2 separate regions of the Homo sapiens genome follow, and region 2 is linked to region 1. Evidence: read pairs that join two places in POLR2A ChIA-PET (ENCODE). Cell type or tissue: B cell. All regions are shown on one strand.

The links. ChIA-PET counts read pairs that join two places held together with the same protein. Peaks named below come from ENCODE experiments on the same cell type or tissue, not always from the same donor. Only the 100,000 strongest peaks of a DNase experiment are listed, where the experiment ranks them.
Region 2: POLR2A ChIA-PET joins it to region 1 with 5 read pairs; 2 of 35 experiments call an interaction of 5 or more read pairs at or near these places.

The regions. Positions count from the first base shown.
Region 1 is chr6:156,782,702-156,787,701 of GRCh38, reverse strand. All of the region lies in intron 1 of ARID1B (AT-rich interaction domain 1B), which reads right to left. Among named protein-coding and RNA genes, the nearest start is that of MIR4466, 5.5 kb to the right of the region's middle. In B cell, no CTCF peak of the experiment used is centred here; no DNase peak of the experiment used is centred here; H3K4me3 peaks cover 1,229 bases; H3K27ac peaks cover 2,311 bases.
Region 2 is chr6:158,145,046-158,150,045 of GRCh38, reverse strand. It overlaps SERAC1 (serine active site containing 1), which reads left to right. Exons shown (of 17, transcript NM_032861.4): 5 at 1,092-1,181; 6 at 3,133-3,264. Among named protein-coding and RNA genes, the nearest start is that of SERAC1, 21 kb to the left of the region's middle. In B cell, no CTCF peak of the experiment used is centred here; no DNase peak of the experiment used is centred here.

The DNA of each region.
Region 1 (5,000 bases):
AAGATACTTGCTCAGCAGTAGCAATGTTCCACATTCCTATTTCCAAGGTCATTTATAATTCATTAGTTAGAGTGAATTTATTATAAAATATACCAGTGGTAACAGAAAATTTAAAGGGCATTAAAATGGGTGTGTAGCTTGATATATGGTCACTGAATCTTAAAAGGTGGTTCTCAAGATTTCACAAATTAGACGCCAGCTTCTAAATGAATTTTAGAATTAACAATCATTTCAATATAAGGCTATGAAATATGGTGAGTGGTTTAACTTCTAAGATGCTCATCACAAAAAGAAACAGTAGATACTAAGAATTCTGGAACTGCCTCCACTAATCATCAATGCCTCGCTTTCTGAAAGGTTTATTTCAGGACCCAGAAGCAGTAGCTGAATTTACTCCTCAGCCAGCATACATTATCTAAACAGTTACCAAAAATACCCCAGCAATCCAAGTATCTTCCTAAATCTGAACAGACTGTTTTAACTTTTTTTCCAAGAATCTATGTAATGTAGAAAACTGAGAAAAAGAAAAAGGACCATTCTATATAAATTTGAAAGTGATTATATTTTCCTTCTTTTAGTTATTATTCTCGGTAGTGAATCTATATTTCGCTCTGGCACAAAGCCAGTAACTGATTGGTAGAAATGGAAAAGAGTCACTAGATCACATCAACTATATCACAACAACCTACAATTGTTGTTGACCAGATTTTGTTTTGCCAAAATATACTGCCCCACCGGAAAAAAAAAAAAAAAAAGCAGGCCAAATAGACTGCTGACCCACATGGTTGCTATCTGCAATTTGTTTAAATGAGCCAGTTCTAAGTCAATGATGTCAGCAATACCACGATCCAGGTATGGAGGGAGCAAGCGTTAGCAGTATCTCTGCATGATCCGCACACCAACAGCAGCAATCCCCAGACCCCAGCTATTGTCTGTCTCTGGCACAGGGCTGATTAAGAAAGTGGGAGCTCAATAAATATTTGCCAATTGACTGTCTGGAGTAGATATTTATCTAACATATACCTCACTGCATACACAAATGCTAAATGTTTACACCTTAAAGAAATAACTATTGCTTCCCAGTACAAGCTCTTAAGTAACAGTTCATTTCCTCTCTGTGGAAGCTGGTGTTAAAGTACATAACTGATCTTACAAAGATGTGACTACCTATCAGCATCAGCAGCAATTCCAGTACAATTCCAATACCTTACACAAACCAAAGACGCCTGTTCATGAGACTAGGCAGGATCTAGAAGTCTCCCTTCACAGCTGCCTTTAAAATGTAATTCTAAAAGGTCAATCATCTTAATTTAGTAATTTTTCCACATACAAAGAATTTCTGAAGTTTTGCAGAGGACTAAAAAGTAAAAACATGAGGGGGAGGCACAAATTTGGTGGCAGAGAACACTATGGAAAAGGACATGGCACCACCTAGACTCTGGGTTTGCTCTGGGTTGGTAGGGGTGAGATGCCCAGAAACTTCAAACACAGAAAGAATAGAAAAAAATATCACTATAAATGATTTTCACTAATAGTGGGAAAATAAAATTAATAATTTTTAAGAGACTACAAATGCAAAAGGTGAGGGAAGAAAAGCAAGGGAAAAGTGAGAATGGTAACAGTTCATTTCCACACCCTATTATCTAACCAAGTCCCAGGTTTCTCTCAACAAATACCCTCAACCTTTAAACTTTAGAAAGGTTCCAAAAAGCTGCTTTTCAAAATTTTAATAACATAACTGGCAGTGAAACTACTAACCTTTGTAATACACATCTCCAAAGAGATCCTCAAACTCTATGAGGATTACCCCAAAGTTAGAATTGAGAGGAAGTAATGTACTAATAAAAAACAAAAACAAACAAACAAAAAAACCATTAGCATCCTGATGGAATGTCTGCGGAAGAATTTACTCACAAACTATGAAGTGATAAGATTAATGGTTACAAAAACAAGATTATTTTACTTACAATACACATTAGCAGCTAACAATTTTAAAAGAAAGAGAAAAATATTTTTATTTCAGTTTGAGAAGGAAAAGTTCTGGGGATAGATGATGATGGTGACAGCCACACAACAATGACAATGTACTTAATGCCACTGGAATGTATGCCTAAAAATGGTTCAAATGGTAAGTTGTATGTTATGTACGTATAGCTTACCTCTATTTAAAAAAAAAACCATATATTTAATTTTTTAGCATCCCATTACAAAAAAAGAAAAAATGTAGCATTATGGTCCAGGATTTCTTCTGGATTTCATCAAATATGGCTTCCCTTCCAGAGTCACCTGATAAGGAATGGCTTCTGGTCTAGTTCTCCAGCTCATCATTCATCAAGGCCCAGGAAGACACTGAGAAGTGCACCTTACAGAAGATGGTCAACAGAGGGTGAATCTCCTCCAGATTCTGCTGCCATCTACCTGATTTTAATAATGGAAATAAGAGTAGCTATTCATAAACCAGATAGGCTTAAGATTTTAGGGCTTTAGTCTGGTGCCTGGTAATAAATCTCATCCAAGAAACAAGTTAATTTCATCATTAGTTCATCTGTCAAACTCAGTAGCCTTCTAATATTCTTGGCATTGATCCATACAGATGTGGGTTTGAAAACTGCCTACTGGATCCTATTTAAGTAAGTAAATCTTGCCTGGCAGGATGGTTCACATCTGTAATCCCAGCACTTTGGGAGGCCGAGGAGGGTGGATCACTTGAGGTCAGGAGTTCGAGACCAGCCTGGGCAACATGGCGAAACCCCATCTCTACGAAAAATACAAAAATTAGCCAGGTGTGATGGCGTGCACCTGTAGTCCCAGCTGCTTGCGGGGCTGAGGCAGGAGAATCACTTGAATCTGGGAGGTCAAGGCCACAGTGAGCCAAGATCGCGCCACTGCACTCCAACCTGGGTGGCAAAGTGAGACCCTGTCTCAAAAAGAAAAACAAATAACTAAATGTAAGGAAAGAATTTTCTTAGAATTACTCCAAGTCAAAGATTTTGAAAATAGAACATATTTAGTGAAAACTTACAGTGGAAACACATATTCTACTCTGAAAAAATTCACTCACTCAAAGTGAATTGCTAATTAAAACTATATAGTATATGTCTATCATTCCATTCATTCAGATGTCAGTATAAGGAAAAACAAATGAATACTTAGGACACTCAGGTAATGACTGATACCTAAGTCATTTTATCTTTACCAAATTTCCTGAAGAAAAAGTTGCTAAAGTACACCAAGTTTTTAGATCAGAATTAATTCACTCAATTACCCAATTAAACCAAAAGGGCCATTGAGTCTCATTCAAATAGCCTCCAAGCTAGAGAAAAGATATTTATAATAGTTCTACATCTATGATACAGAAATATATTCTTGGTAGAGGAACAGTTTTGCCTGGTGCCTCTCCCGGACACGACAGGGAACAGGGTTTGGGATTCCTCAGCCTCAAGCAAGCACACACAGCAAGCGTGCGGCACTACTTTACATATCCACAGAGAACCTGCAAAAACCTCCCTCCCATTCAGGAAAGGGCACCTCCGAAAAGGCATGCAACCAAAACCACCCAATCCCAAAAAGGCCTAAGAGGTGGATACGGCCCCTTGAGTAATAACAGCAGTGTAAAATGTCATAAAAATTTTATAACATCCAACTGGAAAACCTAAATATTGCAAAAAAAAAATGGAATTAAGTTTTATTAATATTTTCAGCCTCCATAAATCTGTCATTTTATGCAACACACCACACTTCTATCAAACATAAATATCAATCTCAAATTTACAAATCTACACATACACTCCAAAACAAAAGTGACACGAGTGAAATATCAGTCCCTTTTCCACCCACATGGATCAAAGCACACAACCCCATGAGCTGAGCAGTGTCAGTCCAGTGTAGAGCTGCAAGAAAAGCCTCCAGATTGAGGACACCGGCAAAAAAGCGAATACAGAGTCCTAGGCCAGCACATCCAAAATTTACATCCCCAGTGAGTCTCCAAACGGAGTAGAAAATTTCATGGAACCCTAACAAATGTTCATCAAATCACTCATCTCCTAGGAAAGGGTAGGGTTAAATAAATGAAATGATCATCTTTTCGGTTTGCCTGTGATATTGGAATTTATCCTAGGAAAGCAAGTGTTCCTATTACATCAGAAGTCATCTTTTTAGATAGATACACCCTGCCCAGAATCATAAAGAAATAAAGTCTATTAATAAAAAATAGAACTGAAAACTCAACCGCATTCTATTACACCTATTCTCTTTAAAAGGTATCTGTGTCTAATAAAACGATCAAATGAGCTTATATTAAGTCTTCCTCTACATTGTCTTACATTTTTAAAATCAGTTCTCAAATCAGAATTAATGTTTTTTTTTTTTAAATATCAGAATAAAGACGTTATTTTCTTCAATTTCAGTAAAGGAAAATGACATTCAGAGGTTAAGTATATTAGTAAAAGTGTCCAAGTGTGATCTGCATTATTTCCACATCCATAACACACTTCTGATACACTATGACATTGAGAAAAATGGAACAAGTATAAAAAGCCTTGCCAAAAATTCATGACTAAATATAGACAAGCAGAGCCAAAGCAAAGAGGGGTTAAGGTTCCTCATTATAGATTCAAGGTAAGGATGTGCTAGTCCCTAGCATATACTTACTGATGTAGTATTAATATAAACATAAACCTAAGTGATAGCTGTCTTAAAGAGTGGCTACCACTAAAAAAAAAAAACTACCAAAATATTGTCAAAAGTATGTACCACAAAAATCAGGACTCCCAATGAAAACGATTTTAAGCCATGCATAATTTCATCCCAGATGATTCAGAAAACAAAACTGCAGACATTTGTTATATTTTCTTTTCCTGTTTTTTAAATGATAGGCCCTTTCCATTAGCCACAGTTACTAAGTCCACCTTTTCTAACTATACACAGCCATCCATACTTTGGCAAATATATAAATTTAGGCCACAAAAATTTGTTTACAAGATTTAAAATATCAGACACCC
Region 2 (5,000 bases), 1.4 Mb before region 1:
CTCATTTATTATAATTATCTGTCACCAAGGCTAGAAAACCTGTCTTTACTAGTTAGGACACTCCACTTCTCAATATTTAGGACACATGGAAGCCCTCATTAGCGATCATATGGTTGCATGGGAACGTGAACTTTTAGAGCAGAGGAGTATATTTTCCTCAACATATGGATAGCATGGTGAGTCACATACTTGACTCACAGCTGCCTGTTCATACACTGTTAGCTAGAATGTGCCAGTTAACATGATGTTCCTCAAGTGAGGCAGGCTCTGCTGCTCGCCTGTGTCTGTCACCTTGCTGCCCTGTTGCTATTTGTTATTATATCATTTTGTGTATTTCAACATGCTTTTATGGTATGTTTACAATTTCAGTTACATAGATGATTGTTGTTGCTTATAATATACCTGTATATTGAGACTTAATCTCTTTAATAAAGTATCTCCAAACTTCAGTTTGAGGCGAGCTCATCATGAGGGACATTTTCCTGGATATTGCAAAACCTATGTTGTATATGAGGATTTTCATTAGCTTTAGTTAGTATTTTTGTAGTTAGTGTTTTTGTTTTTACTTTTCCCTGACTTGGAGAGCAATCTTATTTTGGAATTGAGAGCTCTGTGTTTCCATAATGGTTTTAGTTGCATCGATAGTGACAATAAAAAGACAACAGTGTTATTTTGTATTTTCTTTGTGAAAAAATATGGAGTTTATACATATCTCTTTGAAACGTTGGAGCATAGTGTTAAGAATACATTCTTGGGCCGGGTGTGATGGCTCACGCCTGTAATCCCAGCACTTTGGGAGGCCGAGGAGGGCGGATCATGAGGTCAGGAGATCAAGACCATCCTGGCTAACAAGGTGAAACCCTGTCTCTACTAAAAATACAAAAAAATTAGCCAGGCGTGGTGGCGAGGGCCTGTAGTCCCAGCTACTCGGGAGGCTGTGAAGCAGGAGAATGGGGTGAACCCGGGAGGCAGAGCTTGCAGTGAGCCGAGATTGTGCCACTGCACTCCAACCTGGGCGACAGAGTAAGATTCCATCTCAAAAGAAAAAAAAAATACATTCTTGGTTTTACTTAATTTTATAATCATTTTAGGTATTGCCTGGCAGGCAAGAAAAGAACTTCACAAAGCAGTAAGAAAAGTATTGGCAACATCAGCCAAGATACTGCGGAATCCATTTGCTGGTAAATATCCACTATATGACTTGGAATCCTTATCAGTAATCTGAAAGTCATTGGAATGATCAACCTGATACTTTTTTTCATTTCTTATACTAATATTTTTTATAGCTATGGAAAATTAATCAGGCCAGGTATGGTGGCTCACGCTTGTAATCCAAGCACTTTGGGAGGCTGAGGTGGGTGGGTCACCTGAGGTCAGGAGTTTGAAACCAGCCTGGCTAACATGGTGAAACCCTGTCTCTACTAAAAATACAAAAATTAGCCAGGTGTGGTGGTGGGTGCCTGTAATCCCAGCTACTCGGAAGGCTGAGGCAGGAGAATGACTTGAACTCAGGAGGCAGAGGTTGCAATGAGCCAAGATCATGCCACTGCACTCCAGCCTGGGTGACAGAGTGAGACTCTGTCTCAAAAAAAAAGCAAAGTAATTAACATTATTCTCTTGGACTGTATTTAATTTTAAGGGCTTAATGCTTTTGACAATTTTCTTCCTTCCTTAGGTAATTGTGAATAAATATGGAGATAAAATATACCCTATTCTCTTGATAAGTGTTTTATAATTTTAAATTTGTTAGAAAATCACTCCCATGCCTTCATAATGAGCATAGTATATCCAATATCATAGATTTCACAATCAGGTTAATCTACAGTGTGGAGCTAGATACAAAAGGGCTTATCTGATCTCCTTAAAAAGTTGGCATCGTGAAAATAAAAGGTGGGAAGACTTTCTATAATTGAAAGAGACTATTAAATCTTGGTTTTAAAAAACAGCTTTAAATATATTTTTTTGAAAAATTGGGGAAGCTTGAATATGGAATTAGACTGAATTTTAGATGATTTGGGAAGATTTTTGTTAGTGTTTTTGGGTGTGATAATAGCATTGTGGTTATTTAAGAGAATGCAGGATTGTTCTTAGGAGATGCAGGTTGAACTGTGAAAGGCTGAAATGTCATTTTGTCTACATCATCCTTTCAAATAGTTTGGGAAAAATTACATGTGAATATAGATGAAGAAAATACGGTAAAATAATAACAGTTATTGAATCTAGATGTGATGTATGGATGTTATTCTTTTTTTTTTTTTTTTTTTTTTTTTTTTTTTTGAGACAGAGCCTTCTCTGTCACCCAGGCTGGAGTGCAGTGGCGCGATCTCTGCTCACTGCAAGCTCTGCCTCCCGGGTTCACGCCATTCTCCTGCCTCAGCCTCCCGAGTAGCTGGGACTGCAGGCGCCCGCCACCACACCCAGCTAATTTTTTTTTTTTTTTTGTATTTTTAGTAGAGACAGGGTTTCACCGTGTTAGCCAGGATGGTCTGGATCTCCTGACCTCGTGATCCGCCTGCCTCGGCCTCCCAAAGTGCTGGGATTACAGGTGTGAGCCACCTCGCCCAGCCTATGTTAACTTATTAATTTCTTTCATATATTTGATCTTTTTGAAAAAGTTTTGGGGAGAAAAAGATTTTAAAAATGACCACATATGAAAGACACCAGAATATACAAAACAAAAGCACACACATTGAGCCTGGGCAATTTCTTGAGTCCCTGTCTCTAGAAAAAAAAAAAAAGATTAGCTGGGCCTGATGGTATACCCCTGTGATCTCAGCTACTCAGGAGGCTGAGGTGGGAGGATTGTTTGAGCCCAAGAGGTCGAAGCTGCAGTGAGCCACGATTGTGTCACTGCACTCCAGCCTGGGTAACAGAGCGAGACTGTCTCAAAAAACAAAACAAAACTGACCCCTGCCCCCCCATCCAAAAAAAAGCACACACAGTATTCATAATAACTGTAAAAGATAATATGACAGAATTGAGAACAAATAATATTAGTTTTTATCAATACCTATATATATGGATTTAACTCTCCAATTGTAGATTTCAGTGTTTATAAATTACCATCTTAAAGTGAAGATAAAAGTATTATCTTAACTTTTCACATTGTCTTGGCTTTTTCTTTTTGCAAAGATCCTTTTAGTACAGTTGATATAGAAGATCATGAGTGTGCTGTGTGGCTGCTCCTACGGAAGAGCAAGTCAGATGACAAAACCACGCGACTCGAGGCTGTGCGGGAAATGTCGGAGACCCATCACTGGCATGGTAATGAGACTACCTGAACAGGTGGCATGCCTTCAGCTGGCTCTTGATTGCTGACATAAAAGACAAGGGAGTGGCCAGGTGCGGTGGCTCACGCCTGTAATCCCAGCACTTTGGGAGGCCACGCTGGTTGGATCACAAGGTCAGGAGTTCAAGACCCACCCTGGCTAACATGGTGAAACCCCGTCTCTACTAAAAATACAAAAAAATTAGCCAGGCATGGTGGCGGGCGTCTGTAGTCCCAGCTACTCGAGAGGCTGAAGCAGGAGAATGGCGTGAACCCAGGAGGCAGAGCTTGCAGTGAGCCGAGATTGCGCCACTGCACTCCAGCCTGGGCAACAGAGCGAGACTCCATCTCAAAAAAAAAAAAAAAAAAAAAAAAAAAAGACAAGGGAGTGGGAGTGAGATTCAGGAAGGAAAATAATTCAGGCAGTGTTAGTATATATAGAAAGTATTTGAAAAATTTTAAGAAGCTTCAGTGATACGGAAAGTAGAAAGCCTGCTGAACTGGTAGTCAAATGTGTTTGGTAAGAATAAGCTCAAAAATGAGGTATATATATTTGTGTAACTTTCTACCAGAACAAAGTTTTATTTGGTTACATACTTCTTTGAGAGCAACTCTTGATTCTGATAGTTACCTAATGTACTTGAGTTTTCTTTTGGTTTCTATTTAATGAAGTACATTTAATTGCTTGCTACACCATACAATTATGTTTGCTTTTACTTTTACAATCTACTTGGCTCTAATACTAATAGTCGAATGTACCCAATTTGTATTTGTGTATATCATTTTTAATGGACTATTTGAAATATGTAATTGTGTTTAAAAATCACAAATTTTACAATAAAAATATTTTTAAAAGAACTCATATCTTCTCTGGTTATAGTACATGGATAAAACTATAATTTGTTAGTAGAGCTGTCTTGTAAAAATGGGAAAAGTAGAAAAAAATAATTTTCTCAGCCAGGCATGGTGGCTCACACCTGTAATCCCAGCACTTTGGGAGGCTGAGGAAGGCGGGTCACTTGAGGCCAGGAGTTCAAGACCAGCCTGGCTAACATGGCAAAACCCTGTCTCTACTAAAAAAATAGAAAAAATTTAGCTGGGCATGGTGACGTGTGCTTGTAATCTCAGCTACTTGGGAGGCTGAGGCACAAGAATTGCGAACCCACGAGGTGGAGTTGTTAGTGAGCCAAGATTGTACCACTCCACTCCAGCCTGGACAACAGAGCAAAACTGTCTCAAAAAAAAAAAAAAAAAAGAAAAATTCTCAAAGAAAAGTTAAGCTCAGAATGAGATCTCTGCAAATTAATTTGTTAATTGGTTGGTGGCTATAATTATAATTTATAATGTAAGTATAAGCTTACTTAATGTTGGTGGAGATTTAGAATAGAAATATTTTTCAAAATTTGCCTTCCAGGGCTCCATTCCAGACTTATTGTATCAGAGAAATCAGAGGAAGTGCCCTGGCCCACAGATTTTGGAAAAGTTCCCCACTTGATCCAGAAGTACTCACCCAGGTTATTATTATTATTGTTTTTTGAGACAGTCTTGTTCTGTCACCCAGGCTGAAGTATAGTGGTGTGACCTTGGCTCACTACAACCTCCGTCTCCTGGGTTCAAGCTATTTTCCTGCCTCAGCCTCCCGAATAGCTGGGGTTACAGGTGCCTGCCACCACGCCTGGCTAATTTTTGTATTTTTAGTAGAGACAGGGTTTCACCATGTTGGCCAGGCTGG